Linked DNA regions of Homo sapiens: all the other regions are linked to region 1. A link is a contact called in ENCODE Hi-C or POLR2A ChIA-PET data. All regions are on one chromosome and are shown on one strand. The core of a region is the stretch at or near the end of the contact, and the rest is flanking DNA. Distances in the headings are between cores, read along the strand shown.

Region 1 (4,158 bases), core at 1,028-3,527:
AAGAGATCGAGACCAGCCTGGCCAACATGGTGAAACCCCGTCTCTACTAAAAATACAAAAATTAGCTGGGTGTGGTGGCACGCGCCTGTAGTCCCAGCTATTCGGGAGGCTGAGGCAAGAGAATCGCTTGAACCCAGGAGGCGGAGGTTGCAGTAAGCCGAGATAGCGCCATTGCACTCCAGCCTGGTGACAGAGTGAGACTCTGTCTCAAAAATAAATAAATAAAATAAAATTAAAAATAGGAAGATCTGGCAATACTGACCCTTCACTCCTACTAACAAACCACTGGAGTTCAGTAGTGCTGACTTTTTAGAAGAGGCACTGCTCTCCAGTACCCAAGCCCTCACCTCTTCCTTCTTTATTCTTTATGGCCCTCATGGGCATTTGAACTTTTTACCCCCATTCTATACATTTCTTACTGCTCCCAACTATCAAATATTAGACACTCTGATATACTTATTTCTCTTCCCCTCGCTGATTCTGATTTATTCTGTGTGTATTCTTTTTTCCCTCAAATCTATTCATGAAACATCCATATTACTGTCTCAGACTCCAAAGACATGGAATTAGTGCTTATCTAAATCCACAGAACCATCTACTGAGAACATTAATATCAAAACCCTAAGAAATTATTGATAACACTCTATGGTCTCATCCATCACCTTTCAGCAAAGCTGTCTCTGCAATGCCACTTTTCTTCAGCTATTTTTTAATTTTCTTTATACCTTTTCTTCAAATACAGAGAATCAGACCATAATAACTTTATGTGACACTTTGATGATGTAACGTTTGGCTCCTCTACATTTCCAATTTTTGCATTAGAATACCATGTTGTGCTAGATTCTACGGGTCTATAGCAGTCACATGACTTGGTTAAAGGCGATTACCGCATGTGGCTTCAGCTTCACACAATTATACAGATATGGTTTAAAACCTACTTGTTCCTAAATAAATCTTCTGACCACTTTGCCCTGAAATAATACTACCAGACCAGAATGCTGCATTTCTCATTTCCACTTACATAGTGGCATCTGGATCCCCTATCTGAAAACTACAGAACAATTCAATTCTTTGCATACAGCTCCTCTTACTCACCTAGAATCACTGAACTTATCACCTGAGAATCTAGAATAATGGGATTTGCAACCCCCCCACCCTCCAGAACCAGGCCCCACCTCACCTTAGTGGTTAACATTAGAGTTTACTACAATATTAAAAGTAATAGTACGATCTCTTTTTCTCTCTGACCCCAAAAAGGAATAGAACTGAACGGAAATAAAAATGAAATGGAGAGTAGGAGACGTACCGCAGATTGAAACCTCGGTTGCTCTTCCTGGAATAAGAGAGAAAAAAAAAAATAGAAAATATAGAAGTTATTTTTACACTTAACATTCAATAATAAGAAAGAAAATGCCGGCGGCAGAGGAAGCGGAGGGTGGGGAGTCAGCCCGACACCCCTTCCTCCCTCCCCACCCCTTGCCCCCACCCTTCCACCCTCGGCGGGATCCGGTAGCAGGGTAGAGGGGTCCCGAGCGCCGCCCCTCCTTCCGGGATCCGACCTGGGCCAGAGGGGTCCCGAGCACTGTCTCCTCCCTGCAGACCCAGCTCGGGCATCTAGGCACCCCCAACCCCTCTCCGCCCTTCCCCGGCCCCCAGGATCCGCGGGTCACGGGAGGAGAGGATCGCAGTCCGAAGGGGCAGGTCCTGAACGCCGTCCCCTTCCCCTGGATCCGGACAATGGGATCCCGGGCGCCCCCCATCCTTGTCCCCCGGATCCTGAGCCGGGGAAGGTGGGAGCGGGAGGCCGCAGCACCCTCCCGCAAGGGAGGAGGTGGGGGTCCCAGAAGCCGCGTGTCTTCCCCCAACCTCCAGTCCCAGGAGGCCGCTCCGGCCAGGAGCCGGAGGGGAGCGAACCGGGAACGCGACGGAGGCACTCCTGGCCCCGAGGGGAAGGGGAAGGAGGCGGCGGCAGCCCGGCCCCCTCCCGCCGTCGCCCCGCTAAGAGCCCCGGCCGCTGTCCCCGCCTGACAACCCGCACGGGAAGGAAGAAGCCCCAGGACTCACGTCGCTCTCCACCTCGATGTCATCGTTATCGCTCATTTCCTACGGCCCAGGGAGCGGCCACTGCAGCGGCGGCGGGGAGGGGAAGGGGTGAAGGGGAGGGGGAAGTCACCGACAACAACAAGCCGAGTCCCCCCCACACACACACTCACTCACTCACTCACTCGCTCTCTCACTCACACACACACACAACACGGGCAAGAACCACCTCCTCACTGCAGCACCGGATCAACGGCGGCACGCACGCCCGGTCGGCCCCCGCCACGTGACCAGGCTCGCAGCGCTGGGGCAGCCGAGACTTGTAGTTCTTGTCCCTCTAACAGACGGCCCGGGTAGCTCCAGAAAAACTACAAATCCCGGAAGAAACCGCATCCAGGCGACGCCAGCCCGGCTTGTTGACGGAGCCCAAGGCGCCTGCGCGTCCCGGGGAGGGGGGGGGGGGCGGGGGGGGGCGGGGAGAGCCGCGGCGCGGCGCCTCCTGGGAGTCGTAGTCCGCAGACCGCGAGTTGTCAGGAGATTTTCCTCCCGAGGCGGCAGAGGAGGCTGCTGGGAAGACAGGACACGTGGAGGGAGCTGGAACTCCTGGAGCCGGGCACCGTCTGCGCGCTGGACGCCGGGCCCAGGGGACTGGGTGGAGTCTCTGGGGGAGTAGCCGGCTGTCTAAATAATGCTGCCTCTCTTTGGTGTGACTGGTTATACTTTGTCTTCTTCATACGGAGTGGTTCCGTTTTGCGCCTAGGGGCGTAACCCGCCCGGGAGGGAATCTGGCTGCGGCGGACCAGGGGGCGCGGCTCGGGATGCCTGCGCGAACCCTCGGGGGCTGGTGGGGAGGTGTCAGTGGCAGGTGTTTCGTGGTGCTACCGGACAGGCAGAATGACCGACCTCGCCGGGCGACCGCTCCCAGCCGCGAGAATCCTGTATTCGTTTATCTGGGAGTGACCATCCTCGCTACTCAGCTACTCACGTGAGGCTCCAGCGTTCACACAACGCGAACCCTCAACCACTATGGACGTGGAAGTAAAAGCCCCTTCAGAGTTTGTTGTAGCCCAGACAGTTTAGGCAATATCCCAGCTCAGAGTACCATAATTAAGATTGCAAAAAGGATCAATATGGGAAACTTTTGCAGTTCCCTGTCCAGTTAAAATCATATTTATATACTGTGGCATGAAGTGTAATCACATGCATTCCACCGATATTTATTGAACACCTAACTTGCCACAAGGGGATGCCATAACGGATAAGACCAAAACCATCCCTGCCTTCATGCAGCTCACAGCTGTGCAAGCAAGCGTGCCGGTCCTGCCGCCATTGTAAGAGTGTGCAACAAGTCCCATGGGAAGGAAGAAAACCATAACAGACACTTTCCACCCTGAGACAAAGTACCCATACTACTCCTTTACATCTGGTCTCCAAAGTGAATGACATCTTGAGCTTTTCCCATGAGTTACTGATTCCCGGATGAATACCATATTATCCCTGACTTTTGAATGTGGAAATTTGGGGATATGTCACACACAATTCTTGTGACACACATTCCTCAACGTGAGCATGTCATCTATGCTGAAAAGACAAATGTAAATGTGGTAATTTTTCCTTTACATTTTTTCCTTTAATATCTATTGTATTTCTTTCTCTCTCTCTTTTTTTTTTTTTTTTTTTTTGAGACGGAGTCTTACTTTGTCGCCCAGGCTAGAGTGCAGTGGCGCAATCTTGGCTCACTGCAACCTCCCTCTCCCGGATTCAAGCGATTCTCCTGCCTCAGCCTCCCGAGTAGCTGGGGCAGGCGCCCGCCACCGCGCCCAGCTAATCTTTGTATTTTTAGTAGAGACAGGGTTTCACCAACTTGGCCAGGCTGGTCTCGAAACTCCTGACCTCGTGATACACCCGCCTCGGCCTCCCAAAGTGCTCACGTGCTCACGCCTATAGCGTGAGCCACCGCTCGCGGTCTAATATCTGTTGTATTTCTTATTCAGTGATCCAGTCCTACTAAGTCTGCACATCTTTGCAAGTGAACTTACCTTTTCTACATGCTTTTGTCTCATAGTGTTCCTTTCCTGCTGAGTTGGGGAGACAGATATAAGCAGACCATTATGTGAT
Region 2 (4,158 bases), core at 536-3,035, 400 kb before region 1:
CCCGACACTGCTTTTGCTGGTTGTGTAATCTTTGCCAAGTTGCTCCTTGCCCCTAAGCCTCAGTGTTCTGTCTGCAAGATGGGGATTAGGATATCTCCTACCTCGCAAGGTGGCTGTGAGGATCCAGGGACACAGTTTGTTAAGAGTGTAGCACAGGCCCTCTGCATGGTAAGCATTCACTAAAGGACAGTTATGACTGCCACTAACACTGTAACGTGTCCTGGCTAAGGAGTGAAGGGTCGCTCACAAGTGGCTAAGTCAGGGGGCTTCTTTGGAAGCTGGAATTTGAAGCGGACCGGAAGGCATTCGTAAGATTCAGGTGATCAGATAAGAAAGCATAAACAAAAAAAGGTGAAAGCCTGAGGTTGGAAGGGGTGACCACAAGTCCTGGAAGGCCAGAAGGGGGACTTGTCACTTCTCCCCTGGCCGGCGGGGTCTAGCGGAGCCCCAACTAAGTTGATCTATTTCCGAGCCCCTCTTCTGCAATCTCTGCTCTCACCTTCACGGTCCGCGAGTCTGGGGCTCTGCAAGCCTCCAACACACCCTCCCTCCCTAAGGAATGTGGGCCCCGCTTTCTGGGCCTGCCAGACCGAGCGCCTACCGCTTCCTCCGCAGGCAGGAGCCGGGACGCTGCCTTCACCCCACCCTCCGCCAGGATCCAGTTTCAAAGTCACCTGAAAGCCATTTCCTTCCGCGCCTGCCCCGCCTCTCCCCTCCCAGTAGATCACCTGGAGCTTGCATTTGCCCAGAGCAGCATTTTGGGGCGGGCGCTTGTTTTGTTTTAAATGATACCTCTAGAAATCGTTTGCTGTACACCTGGATAACAAATATACCCCGTGGTTCTAATATCAGCGTCCTATTCCTCCTCCCAAGGAACTAGTGATAGCGCCTAACCAGTGGGCGTTGTTCCTCTTCCGGAGCCCCACTCTGGGCTTCCCTCCTCCGGGCTTGTTGTTCTTCAGGATCTTTACTGATGAATTATTATGGGTTTTTGGATTTATGCTCTTGCTCAAAATGTATTGAATGTCTCTGTCCCCCATCCTCACCCCTTGCCCCCCAGTTTCCAGGTGTGTACCTTTCCATGCATACACGGTCATATACAGAGACATAAAGACAAACGGTTCTCTTTGTTTTATAAAAACGGGTCCTCTATCATCCAGGTTTCTGTGTTTTATTTTTCCTATTTAACAGTTCCTTGTGGAGTTGCCTTCACGTTGTCTCCTTTATCTCTTTCCCGTCAGCTTCTCAGAGGTCTGCATTTACCACTGTAAAGCGTCACAGGGACCGAGTTATGGTGAGGAATTCAAGACATGCCTTTCTGACTTGGAAAAGCGGACACGGCCGGCTCTGGTAGGATTAGGATCCCCAGATCGATCCCGGCTGGTCACTCACTTGGGAAAGCCCTCAGCCCCCTTCGCAGGGCCCGGTGTTCCCTGTCCATACAAGGGGTACGTTCTGGCAGTCCATGCTGTCTCGGGAGGCGGTGATAGCAGGTCTGTGACACCAGGGTGACCCCACCACGTGCGTCTTGGTATCCTAGAGCATCTAGGCTGCCCGGGGGTGCGCGCTCATCACCCTGCGGGCGTTAATCGTTAACCGCGCCCAGGCCTCGCCGCCGCCGCAGCCTTACCCCGGCTCTGGCTCGCCGCGCCGCGAAGGTTGCCCCGGCCCCCGCAGAGCCGCCAATTGCTGGACTGCAGCCGCGAGCTGGAGTCTCCACCCACAGGAAAAATTCCTGGCCCGCCCCTCCCTCGCTCCCTCGCTCCCTCGCTCCCTCGCTCCCTCGCTCCCTCGCTCCCTCGCTCCCTCCTGCCCTCCCGCTGCAGCTCCGGCTCCGCTCGACTTCCTGCCGGGCGCTGGCAAGCCGCGCGCTGCCTGGGGTCTCCGGGGGCCGCGCTTGCAGCTGGCCGAGTCCGGGCCAGCTGAGGGGCTGGCGGTGGGCGGGAGCGGTCGGCGGCCTCAGCCCCTTCAGAGAGCGACTTTCAAACTCGCGCCCGCGTCGCGGCAGCACCTGGGCAGCCCCGCACGCCGTGCGCGTCCCGAGCCCGCGGGGCAGCTACCGCTCGGTGAGTGTCCCCTGATTCTCCTCTCTCCCCTCTTATCTCCCTGCATTAGGCTGAGCGGCGGTGCCGGCAGTCACGCTGGGGCCCCAGTCCCTTCGCGGCCCCCGTGCCAGCCCCCTGCGGGGTGAGGACCGGGGCGACCGAGGAGGGCCTGGAACTGTGTTGGCTGCTTCCCGGGCCACCCTGCCGCAGAGTGCGCGAGCGCAGGAGGGTCGTATGGGGAGACTTTTTCTGTCTTTTTTTCCCTCCACTCCGGAAACAAAAGGGGCAAATGCGCCGGGCGGCTCCAGAGAGGCTCAGTTTGAAATCCAGGAAGCCCGCGAGGCCGCGCGCGCCCGAGGGCTGGTGTTTGGCTGGAGCTGTGGGCCTGGCGGGTGGACCCTTCTGCGCGAGGACCCGAGCCTCGGCTCCTGCCAGCCCCGGAGGCGCCTGCAGCCTGTTCCGGGTTGGCGCCGCACGGTGCTCGCTGTTGGGAATCTCGGCTACCTGTCCGGCAGGGAGGAGAGTGGGGGCCAGAAGCGGGGAGCGGAAAGCCCGGCCACCAGCTGCCTCGACCTCGTCCACTCCTGAAGTCGGTTTGGTTCTTCGCACCCCTACACCCAGCCCTTTGGTTTGGAAAGCCAGTATAAGGCGTGCAAGCTTAAATTTTTAAGGCGTTAAATAGCTACTTTGACTCTTCGGGGCGCCTTTGGAACACAAAAGGAAGAACGGAGGGGAGAATGGAATGGTTGGAGGCTGGAGAGGTGTGGCTTTTGGGGAGGGTGTTGTTAGAGGCCGCGAAAGAGTTTGATCCTCGAGGTCACTCGCTAATCTGTTGGCATATGTAGGTGCCTGTCCCCTGCTCTGGGGGCCCCAGCAGGAGACCCACACTGCGTTCACCTTACGGGGAACCCTGGAGTGGGGGTTCCCAGAGTCTCCCCAGCCGTGCCTCTGCACGCAGCCCAGTCACATGGCCCTTGCTCAAGAAATAATAAGCAGGGAGGGCAATGACAGTCCGGAGCGGGGGAGGGCCTCCCCGTTGAGCACATCGGCCACCTCGCCTTCAGCAGTGTGGTTTTCCGGGCCATCCTTTGTTGGACAAGGATGGGATCCTGAGTGATTAAACCCCAGCTGTTCCCCAGGAGGAAACTAGGGAGTGAGAACCAAAAGTGTACATTTATCTCTCTGTTATACATCTCTCCCCTGTGGTTCCGGGCTGGCCCCCTGGATGCAATGGCCTCACTTCTCCTTTCGACACCTGCTGTCCTCCACTCCCTTCCTGGAAGATAGGACAACCCATTAGCTCCCTGGGTAACTTGCCCTGGGGATGGGGCAGGAAGTTGGGGGAAGAGGTACCCAGAGGCCAAGTCCTAGCTGCTGAGGGAGTGATTTGTTGAAGAGCTGCTTTGGGGGCTTTTCTACTGCCTTTTATTAGAAGTGGCATGGCAGGGGAAGTGGAAAGAGCACTGGCCTGATAGTCCAGCACGGGTTTATGCCTGAGTTTTAGACCTGGCTCTTCTGCATAGCATGGAAGATTGGTAGAGTTGAAGAGTGCGAGTCACTTGGGCTGGGGGGCCCCTTGGATTAGCCTACTTCATTTACTCGTGAAGGCAGCAGAGCCCAGAGGGGTGAGGTGATTTCAGCCTTAGACCCTATTGGCCAAGTAGAAACCAGAGGTCAGATGTCCTCATTGTCTGATCTGTGTTTTCTCCAACATGATCTGGCCAATTCACTTATCTTTTCTGACTCAGTTTCCACATAAATAAAGTGGGATTACTTGCCTGCTCTTCCTCATAGGAGCTGTGGTGAGGATCAAAGGAAGCCTCATTTGTGGAAAGTGCTCCATAAACTCCTGTTAAAACTAAAGGGCTCACAGTGGCTCGGGAGGGAGTCTCCCAAGGGTTTTACAATTTGCTGGCTATGTCCCACGTGTGTGCCACAAGGAGACGTTAGATACCAGGAGCCATTGTTGGATGTTTAAAACACCCTGGTCTTAATATCTCAGCCCCAGAGTAAACATTTGCCTTACCAAATCCGCAGCTATCCCACGGTCACTGTTTACGCTGGAAGAGGCCAAAGGCCACGGCCTGCGGGATGACCAGGGCTGGAGGGGGAA
Region 3 (4,158 bases), core at 1,178-3,677, 340 kb before region 1:
CAAGAGGTGGTCTTGGCTACAAGTCCAGTGCCTGCTCAGCGCCTCACGTTCGTAAGTGCTGGTTACTTCCCTGAAGCCACATAAACCTTTAATCCTATGGGAATGGAGACGCAAGGGACCTAGGAGTCTCAGCTCCTACGTTCAGCCCTAGCGAGATACTCAGTCCCTTTCTCCAGGGCTGCTGGCTGCACAGGCAGTGCTGGAAGGCCACGCGGAAGAATGGCATCTGTGAGCTGCCCTTGGGGAAGAGAGCTTTCCCTGACTTCCTGACGAGAAGGCTGATAACGAGGGGGCACCCAGCAGCTGCTTTCTGGAGTGACCTGGCATCCCAGGGTCCCGTCTGCACTACAGCCTGGATCTAGCCTTGGGGCTTGGAGGCAGGCAGGGTATGTTTATCCCACACAGTGAGCCCTAGCAAAGGTGATTAGGAGCACCAATCCCTTTCAGGGACGTCACACATGGCATCACCGCAGCCCTGCTGAGGGAGTTCTCAGAGCAGTTCACACTTCACTTCCCAAAACCAGAATCAGGCACAGTGGACAGGAAGATGCGCAGGGCTGTGCACTAGGGACCTTTAGCCTGGGGGGACTTGCAGCATCATCAACACCATTTCTTCTCCATGCAATCCACCTCCTTCTCTCCCAGGAGAAAACAGCCTCTCACCACACATTACACTGGGGCTTCTGAGGCACCCAGAGCCTGGGAGGTGGGGGATGCTCAGCAGGACCCCCAAGTGCTTCCCAGGGCCACAGCCCCAGGTGAAGGGGAGATGCTTAGTCTGGAGCAGGTCTGCCTGCCCACTGCCGAGGGCTCCCTCGCAGACCTGGGCCTCCTTCAGGGCACTGTCCTTACCGTAGCAGAGGTGCAGCCCCACCTCTAGTCCCCCACAGGGACGAAGGCAAACACCCCAGCCCTTTACTACTTCTTTCCCATCTCCCGTCTCACACCAGTGGGTACCTGAGACCAGCCAGGTACCACAGCACTAAGCACCAGGCAAGAGGAAAGTGGTGAAAACCACCTCTCCCAGCCCCTCCCTGTAATTTGCTAAATTGCTGACATACAGAAATGTTCCAGACTTTCCGTAATTCTCCAGAGAAGGCTTTATAAGAGCGCGGAGACTCAGGGGATTAGGTGGTTTTTATCTCAAATCACGCAGGAAGTTACCAACAGAATTAAGGACTAGAACCCAGATGTCCTGACTTCCCCTCCAGCAGTTTTGTCTTTCGTGAGTGAGGTCTTGTTTCTTCTGCCTGGCCTCCCATGCACTTACCTGTATGAACGGATTGGCCTTTACCAGAACGTGCTCTAATGTAAAAAGGCAAGAGGTGAGGGAAGGCGGTGGGACCGTGCAGTGATGTGCTTGAGAAAGAGGCTGATGTGTGGGATGGCAGCTTCAGTCACCACGTGCACACACACGTGGGGAAGGGGAGGACTGGGGTGGGGTGCCACCCTGTGGTGTGCAGCTGTCCAGACAGGAGCAGGGGTGCCTGGTCCACTCCCATCAGTTCCCCCCAGCAGGAAGCCGACATGCACAGTGAGGGATTGTACATGAAGCAACACCGCATGGATCTATTCTGTAGGGCACCGACACCAGACCACACACAGAGGACCAGCAGGAGAGCCACCATCCCCCAGGACTATCCCCAAGGGGAGGCGCAGCCATTGGCCATCCCTTCCTGGGAGAGGCCTGCGGTTCTGTGAAGGGGTAGTTCCAGGCAGGCTGGAAGGACCAGCCACTGGGCTTGCAAGGAGCCTTCTAGAGCCAGGTTGGGCTTTCCCGACAGGCTCTGTCCTCCTCTTTCTTGCATCGAAGGTGGATGGGGTATTAGGCCCTCCCTCTGAGGTTCGTGGATCCCCATGAGAACTTAACAAAAGGCTCAGAAGGGAGCAGCAGCAGGAAATCTGTGCGTGAGGCCTTGGGTCTGTGTTCGTTTGAGTCACCATCTGGTTTCTTTCCGGTACCGGGCACAAGCCAGTCTTCCCATCTGCTGGAGTGGCTGGCTCTCCGGAAAGGGTCTCAAATGTGGGCTCACTTCTTCCCCCAAAGAGATCATCAGGTCCAAACAGGTTTTATTCCCCCCAACCCAGTGACATTCAGGTGTTGGCTGGAGGCGGCTCTGATGCACAAGTAATTACATTTGCACAGACACAGATGACACAGACAGTGGATGGAGTCGCTCTGGTGCTCACAGAGGAGCCCGCACACCAGGACACCGCCACATGCAGACACACAGGGACGCATGGCAGAAGCAGGCGGGGGCAGGGTGCAGGGCCCTAGCCCGTGTCCGCAGTCTGTGCCGGCCCCCCAGAGTTCGCTCTCCTTCCGGCAGGGGCTGTTGCTGGGAAAAAGGGGCTGGGACACAGTCCACCACAGACAGGGAGGCGACCCCACATGCGATGACGGGAGCTTCGGAGGGAACTTCTGGGAGAGACCCTTCAGCAGGAGCCCAGCAGTGCCCTCTGCTGGGCATGGTGGGCTGGTGCAGCTAGGAAAGGGAGGCCTCTGGCCAGGCTGGAGGCCACAGAGGAGTGTGTGCGTGTGTGTGTGTGTGTGCGCGCGCGCGCGCGGGTGGTGGATGGGGGTGGGTGGGGAGGGCATCTGTCTCTCTCAGAGGGTGAGAAGGGCTGAAAAAGGGAGGCCTCACTATCTGTATATGTTTCTGGGTGTGACTGGTGTACCAGAAACTTCCATGTGGAATGCCAGTCTTCCTAACCTCACCCCCAGGTTCAGGCGGGCTCACGGGACACCTGGAGAGGTGGGCTGCAGGAAGGATCTGTGGCTCCCTTGGCCCCCAGTGCAGCCTGCCACAGCGGGGACATGCAGGGGGAAGCCGTGCAAGCCGTGTGCTGAATTCTTGCTTTCTTCTCGGTCAGCTGCTCCCCAGAGCAGCTCCCTAAGCCTGGGTGACAGCCTCCCAGGCTCCCTGCACAGACCCCATGGAGTCCTAAGGGGCCTGCTCCAGGTAAGGTCCTGAGGCGCATGCCCTAGGCCTCTGGCAGCTGCTGTCTTGGGCTCTCCCTGTCCCTTGAGCCAGGCCTCTGGCTCATCCTCCTTTCCGACAAGTTGGGGGGCTGACCTCTGTTACTCAAAGCCCTGGGATTCTCCTCAATTTTGCAGGCTTCCTTCAAGTCTGTTCTTGCCCCAGAACCAGCTCCATATCCAGACTCACTGACCCACAGGCCTCAGGCCAGATCGGTGGAAAGAGGAGAGGGCTCTGCATAGGGGGAAAGAATCGCCTACAAGGATGGGCACCCCCACTTCACCACTGAAGATGCCTGTGGTGGGGCAGGTGGGATGGGACAGCTGAGTGATTGGGGTGTGTGTGTGTGTGAGTGTGTGTGTGTGTGGGGGTGTGGTGTGTGCACATGTATGTGTGTGTGTGTGTGGAGGTTGCGGTGTGTGCATGTGTGTGTGTGTGGGGGTGTGGTGTGTATGAGTGTGTATGTGTGTGGGTGTGAGTGTGTGGATGTGTGTGTATGGGGTGTGGTGTGTGCATGTGGATGGGTGTGGTGTGTGCATATTTGTGTGTGCATATGTGTGTATGTGGGTGTGTGGGTGTGCGTGAGGTGTGTATGGGGGGTGTGGTCTGTATGAGTATGCGTGTGTGGGTGTGTGTGGATGTGTGTATGGGGATGTGGTGTGGGTGCATGTGGGTGGGTGTGGTGTGTTTGTGTGTATGTGTATGTGTGTGTGTATGTGTATGTGGGTGTGTGGTTGTGCGTGAGGTGTCTGTATATATGGGGGTGTGTGGTGTGTGTGCATGTGGGTGTGTATTTGTGTGTGCATGCATGTGTGTGTGGGCATGTGCCTGTGTGTAGGTGTGGGTGCAGGGGGTGAGTACTGCCTAGAGGAAGGAGTTGGAAAATGGGGAAAAGGACGGTGTACAGAAATGCACTAATCATCTCTGGCTAGTGTTTCCCCTCATGTAAATGGTGATATATTTATACAATAAAATTTATTACATTAGGTAAAACAAAACTAATAACGTCATGTCACTGGGCTGGCCTGTTTCCTCTGCGCTGTGGGGAGGAGTGGAGGAGGCTAGTACTCTCATGAAGAACACCTCAGTGAGGACGTAGCCTGCTCTGCTGGGAGGTGGCTGCAGGGATGTGGGGAGGATGGAGGGCGGGGCTGCGCCAGCTCATCTCGCCTCCACC

The links. Hi-C counts contacts between places; a loop is a spot of excess contacts on that map. ChIA-PET counts read pairs that join two places held with the same protein, here RNA polymerase II (POLR2A). Pooled maps may share reads with other maps.
Region 2: a pooled map shows a loop between it and region 1 (4-fold over the local background). The contact joins the promoter of PLEKHG3 here to the promoter of MAX in region 1. A Hi-C loop is called at or near these places in 4 of 50 pooled maps. POLR2A ChIA-PET finds 5 or more read pairs at or near these places in 2 of 52 experiments (activated CD4-positive, alpha-beta T cell and endothelial cell of umbilical vein).
Region 3: a loop to region 1 is called in a pooled map, with 3 times the contacts of the local background. The contact joins the enhancer-like site here to the promoter of MAX in region 1. A Hi-C loop is called at or near these places in 2 of 168 maps with a recorded cell type or tissue (CD4-positive, alpha-beta memory T cell and testis) and 4 of 50 pooled maps. POLR2A ChIA-PET finds 5 or more read pairs at or near these places in 2 of 52 experiments (activated CD4-positive, alpha-beta T cell and activated T-cell).

The regions. Positions count from the first base shown.
Region 1 is chr14:65,100,240-65,104,397 of GRCh38, forward strand. It overlaps MAX (MYC associated factor X), which reads right to left and starts at 2,278. Exons shown (of 5, transcript NM_002382.5): 1 at 2,065-2,278; 2 at 1,307-1,333. The coding sequence starts at 2,100. RefSeq lists enhancers at 1,349-1,849, 2,543-2,692 and a silencer at 1,863-2,212.
Region 2 is chr14:64,702,639-64,706,796 of GRCh38, forward strand. PLEKHG3 (pleckstrin homology and RhoGEF domain containing G3) reads left to right here and starts at 1,786. Exons shown (of 17, transcript NM_001308147.2): 1 at 1,786-2,066. RefSeq lists an enhancer at 65-566.
Region 3 is chr14:64,762,489-64,766,646 of GRCh38, forward strand. The region is part of intron 32 of SPTB (spectrin beta, erythrocytic); the gene reads right to left. Among named protein-coding and RNA genes, the nearest start is that of MIR7855, 21 kb to the right of the region's middle. RefSeq lists an enhancer at 3,879-4,158. Within about 2 kb of position 2,428, at least 13 of the 41 ENCODE cell types and tissues checked have a DNase peak (open chromatin) inside an H3K27ac peak, as active enhancers do; they include testis, where a contact is called at or near this core.